Regions from separate parts of the Homo sapiens genome. Here region 1 is linked to region 2. Evidence: chromatin contacts called from ENCODE Hi-C data. All regions are on one chromosome and are shown on one strand. Each heading gives the region's core, a stretch centred on a gene start or an enhancer-like site at or near the end of the contact. The rest is flanking DNA. Distances are from core to core; before and after follow the strand shown. Region 1 holds the start of RRM1 (ribonucleotide reductase catalytic subunit M1). Region 2 has its middle 44 kb from the start of ZNF195.

What was found. Hi-C counts contacts between places; a loop is a spot of excess contacts on that map. Pooled maps may share reads with other maps.
Region 1: a pooled map shows a loop between it and region 2 (23-fold over the local background). The contact joins the promoter of RRM1 here to the enhancer-like site in region 2. A Hi-C loop is called at or near these places in 3 of 37 single-sample maps with no recorded cell type and 11 of 50 pooled maps.

The regions. Positions count from the first base shown.
Region 1 is chr11:4,093,444-4,096,143 of GRCh38, forward strand. RRM1 (ribonucleotide reductase catalytic subunit M1) reads left to right here and starts at 1,356. Exons shown (of 19, transcript NM_001033.5): 1 at 1,356-1,588. The coding sequence starts at 1,570. RefSeq lists enhancers at 986-1,055, 1,116-1,585.
Region 2 is chr11:3,421,576-3,424,275 of GRCh38, forward strand. It overlaps the pseudogene FAM86GP. Among named protein-coding and RNA genes, the nearest start is that of ZNF195, 44 kb to the left of the region's middle. RefSeq lists silencers at 694-833, 864-1,003, 1,504-1,713. Within about 2 kb of position 1,421, at least 36 of the 41 ENCODE cell types and tissues checked have a DNase peak (open chromatin) inside an H3K27ac peak, as active enhancers do.

The sequences.
Region 1 (2,700 bases), core at 106-2,605, 670 kb after region 2:
GAAACCCTATGTCTGGGTAAACTTGACCCTATCTATCCTATAACTTCACTTACGACTTTTAAAAAACATATCTATTTAATTTTTCTTTCTTTTTTTTTGTTTTTTTTGAGACGGCGTCTCACTCTCTTGCCTAGGCTAGGGTGCAATGGCGCGATCTTGGCTCACTGCAACCTCTGCCTCCAGCGTTCAAGCGATTCTTCTGCCTCAGCCTCCTGAGTAGCTGGGATTACAGGCGCGTGCTACCATGCCTGGCTACTTTTTGTATTTTTAGCAGCGGGGGGGTTTCACCACGTTGGTTAGGCTGGTCTCGAACTCCTGACCTCGTGATCTGCCCGCCTTGGCCTCCCATAGTGCTGGGATTACAGGAGTGAAGCACCGCGCTGGCCTACTTTTTCTATTTTTTGTAGAAATGGGGTCTCACTATGTTGCCCAGGCTTATCTCAACACCTGGCCTCACATGATGCTCCCGCCTTAGCCTCCCAAAATGCTGCAATTACAGGCTCACTTACGACTTTCCATGATTTTTGAAATTACTTCACAGGGAGCCTGGGCAGCTTCTGGAGGGCAGTGAGAAACCAACGAAAAGGCTTTAGGGAAAAGATGCCACAGATGAAATTTCATAAAGATCGCTTTGGGTAGCCCAAATCAGAAGCTTCTACACCAGCCTTACATATTACGGTTCTCATCTATTCTTATTCTCCACTCTAAGTCACCAAGTCCATCCTACCTCCACAAGGCAAATACCCTGTCTCTGCCACCATCCACTGAAGAACCCTAAAAGCAAATGGGTACTGACCCTGCCCTGCTTAAAATTCTCTCAGGGCTCTGATTTGCGTCAGGATAAAATCCAAACGCCATCGGCCTTGCGCGGTTTTCTTCCAGTTCCAGAGTGTCAGTCCTCTGGCCGATCTAAAAGCCCTGGGGCTCCAAGCTGCCCACGGCTGTGGAGCCTGGGCTGGAGCCCACAGCGGACGGCAGTGTTAGTATTATTATAATAAATGTCAGAGCAAGAAAAACGTTCCCGCCGGTTAGGTTTTGTTATTTCAAAAATAAATTAACCGCCTTTCCTCCGGCGGAGACGCGCAGGTGAGAGGGCGGCGCCTGACCCAGCGGGCTCTAGGTGCTACGCCAGGGCCCCGAGGGTCCCGAACTCGGCTTGCCCACACAAAACATGGTAGCAGGAGAGCAGCATTTCCGCCGGGCATGTCCATATCCAATGGGGCCCATGGGAGAGGCGTAGTCTTCTGGGTCTTGCCCAGACTCAACATGGCGGCTACACGTCGCCTGTCAGTCTGTGAAGCCTACCCCGGGCGTGGGCCGCAGCGTCGAGTAACGTCATTCGAACCCCGTCGCGCCCCTTTGTGCGTCACGGGTGGCGGGCGCGGGAAGGGGATTTGGATTGTTGCGCCTCTGCTCTGAAGAAAGTGCTGTCTGGCTCCAACTCCAGTTCTTTCCCCTGAGCAGCGCCTGGAACCTAACCCTTCCCACTCTGTCACCTTCTCGATCCCGCCGGCGCTTTAGAGCCGCAGTCCAGTCTTGGATCCTTCAGAGCCTCAGCCACTAGCTGCGATGCATGTGATCAAGCGAGGTGAGGGGGGGACGAGGTGGGCGAGAAGGAAGGTGAGGGGATGCGGGCTGCCGCCGCCGGAGCTGATGCCCAGACCGCCCGCCCGCCTTCGCTGCTTCCCGCCTTTCCCGCATTTCCCGCCGCGGCCTTCCGCCCTGTCAGCCCGCTCGGCCTTCTGTCTTCAGTCAGCCTGCCCCGAACCTCCTTCGGGCCTTCAGGCTGCGCCCCCTCGGCTTTGTCATCCTGCCGCCTTTCAAAAGGATAACACTTACCCCGTATCGAGTAGTGACTGCGTACGCCGAGCACTTGCCAGGCACTATTTTATTCCTCCCTGCAAGCCTCTGAGAGATGATTAGCTTATTACAGATGAGGAAACTGACGCTCAGAGCGAGGTGTCGCCGACTGACCCAAAGTCACCCATAGGTGACAATACGGTTTGATTTGAAAACCGTGGGGTTGGTGAGCTGTCTTAGGCACAGGGTCGGGGGGCAGCTAGGAAAGAAGGAGGGGGCCTCTCTACCCTCCGTAGGCACTTGTCAGTTTACTGATCTCTTTTGTGGGGTGAGGATAGGAGTGTGGCGTGGAAAAAACAGATCCCAGACAGACAGCACCCTCGAGTTCCTTTCCCTTCATGGGAAGAGATGCTGAATCAGAGAAGGGTGGCTGAGACATCTTCTGACAAGATGGGGACTGGGAAGAGTCAGGAACTCGTATTCTTTCTCAACAGTTCTTTTTCATTAGACTTGCCAAGTGCCCGCTTTGTGCCCAGCCCTTTGCTTGGCTTTGTGAGATTGTAGGAGGAGACAGTCCCTGCCTTGGGAACAGGCTTCATCGGGTTGGAAAAACAAGAGCAACATACTTTTAACAACCGCATGAGATACGTATGAACAAGTTTTGAGTTGAACCTACTTGCCTTTGTTAAAGCAATACAATGATTTCAAAATTGTAGGCACTTAGTAAATACTGGTTAATCGACTGGTTGTTTCTATTTTGTCCTCTAGGCTGTGAACATTTCAAAGATGGAGACTTGTTTGAGACAGAGTCTTGCTCTGTCACCCAGGATGGAATGCAGTGGTGTAATCATAGCTTACTGTAACCTTGAAGTCCTGGGCTCAAGCGATGCTCTTGCCTCA
Region 2 (2,700 bases), core at 171-2,670:
TGAATGGAGACCTATGATGCTTTTATGAAGGTTTCTATTTTGGGTTAAAAGTGCACAAATTTCTCCTGACCGGAAATGATCTCTGAGTGCAAATATTTCATATCAATGGAATAACGCAAATGATTAAGCAACACCCCATAAAATGGGGCAGACCCAGGGAGGAATATATATCCAAACTCACTCATCCCAGTGAGCTCACCGCACATGAATTACAAATGGGGCCGGGTGCATTAAGCCCCTCTACTGGCAGAAGGGAGGCTGCTGCCTGCCATGCGCCTGTGCTGAGAATGGCAGGTCCCCAGGGAGACGAGAGGCCACCCCCTTCTCTGTCTCTTCCATCACAGGCGTGAGAACCTCAGAGCATGAGCCGATTCTGTGCAGTGCTCGACATACAGACGAGAACACTGAGGCAGGAGAGACAGCCTGTGACCTGGTCACTGCGCTCAGGAGGACGTGGTTACCCGTGGTCCTGAGGGCGCTGACTTTTTAGAATGGGCGAGGGCAGCTCTGTCCCAGTGACCAGAACGGTTACTGTCTTTAAAAAGTCGTGAAAATGATCGTGAACTGTACCCCACAACGAGTGCGCGTCTGCCCCCCAAGACGGTGGAGAGGCCCCCAGCTTCTCCCGCCAGCTCGCGGGGCAGGAGGGGTGCGAGCAACTCTGGCCAGGCCCCAGGGACGGGGACCGGGTCGCGCGGACCTGACCGGCGGGAGCCCAGGCATTCACGTGGCGGGAGCGCTGGAGGCTTCAGCACGGAGACCCATCCCGTCTGCCCCTGGACTCCCGCGAGCCCCGCGGGCCTCTCCGCTCGCCCCGCCGCCCACCTGCCAGGGGAAGGAACGCAGTGCGCGCGCCGCCAGGAAGCGGCGCTCGAAACTCTGCAGCAAGAGTTCGGTCCCCGCGTTCTCCTCGGGCACCATGACGGGGGCGGGGCCGCAGCGTTGCCGGGAGACCGGGCGGAAGCCGAGCCTGGACTGAAAAGGGGGCGGGCCCAGGGCAGTGCGCGGGGGCAGAGAGGGGGCGGGGCCTGGGGGTAGGCTTAGGATGAGAGTCGTGGGAGCGGCTCTAGGGCGGGGCCAGGATGAGCGTTATGAGGCGGGGGCCTGGGGTGGGGCCAGAATGAGCGTCTTGAGGGCGAGGCCTGGGGTAGGGCCAGGAGAAGCGTCGTTGGGGCAGGTCCTGGGGAGAGTTCAGGTTGGCGTGTCCTGGGGCGGGGCCAGGACAGGGCGATCCTGGAAGCGGGGCTTCGGAAACATCCAGGTTGGAGACGTCCTGGAGGCGGGGCCTTGCGTGGGGGCAGGATAAGAGTCCTGGAGGCGGGCGTTAGGGTGGGGGTAAAGGACGATTGGGTTCAGGAGGCGAGACTCGGAGCAGAGCCCAGGAGACAGGTCCTAGGGCGGGGCTAAGGCCAGACCCGGAGAACGGCTCAGGAGGCGGGGCCAGGGCGGGGCGTTGACTATGTCGTAGCACGTGGCCAGGCGCTGCTCGGACTCTGGGAGGCGGAGCTTAGGACGGGCCTACGTGGGGAGGGGCCCAGGGTCCGGGAGGCGGGGCCGAGTCCGGGCTGCTGGCTGCGCTCAGGAGGCGGGCCCTGGGAGGCGGAGCTTAGGGAGGGGCCGGTGTCGGGAGGGACCCAGGGACTGGGAGGCGGGTCGGGGCTGGGCTCAGGGGCCGAGAGGGAGCTGGGCTTGGGGCGGGGCCGAGACGGAGCGAGGGGTCCAGGGTGTGAGAAACGGGGAGGGGTTTGAGGAGGGGATTGGAGCGTGGCTCAAGTTCGGGAGGCGTTACCTGCGGAGAGTTTGAGGCAGGCCCAGGAGCGAGCCCACGGTCTGCCGACGCGGAGCCAGGGACGGGCCCCAGGATCCGGAGCTTCAGGCGGGGCCGAGTCCGGGTTTGGGGCCCGGGAGTCGGGGCCGGTTAGGGCGAGGGTCCCCGGGATCGTCCGGTCAGGCCTTGGGCCAACGTAGGCACTCTCGCAGTTCCTCCGCCTTCAGGAAGGTCTTTTTGGCAGGGGCCTTATGGGTGCGCGCTTCGGTCCTGGAGGCGTTATCCTAGCCTCCTCTCCATCAGCGCCACCCGTCCGGGGCCCGATAGGAGGGAGTTTTCCCTCTGTCCCCCACCCTTTGGACTGTCACCAAACAAGCCATTCGTTCACCAAATACTTATTAAGCGCCTACCATGTGTCTGGCAAGGGAGATGTAACAGTGAGAAAAACTAGGTGTGGTCCAGGCCCTCCAGGGGCTCAGGGGCTCGTGGAAGAAGTGGACATTGAGGTACTTATCACACAAATAAGTATAAAAGTACAATAGCGATATCTGCCACGAAGGCGAGCAGACAGAGCTAGCGGGGCTTCCAGGAGGAGTTTTGATCTTGCAGGGACAGGAAGGAGGAGTTAGCTCCTGGGGGGCGGGATTGGGGGTGGTGGTGATATAGACGTGGGGGACAGAGTGGAAAACAACAAAAATATAATTATTTTAGTTCAAAGTTATTGTGTCTTGAGTTGAAAGGCTGGGCAGTTAGCAACACAGTTCAGATTTCAGTACTGCCCCTGAAATCTGAACTGTGTTCAAAGTCTAAAACGTTTACCTTAGCAAATCCCTCATAAAACTCCATTTGGAAGAGTCCCGAGAGCTAATTTGTTCAGTGTACTTGCAAAAGGTAGATGAGGAGACAGACAAAATCTTATTACCTCTTTCAGA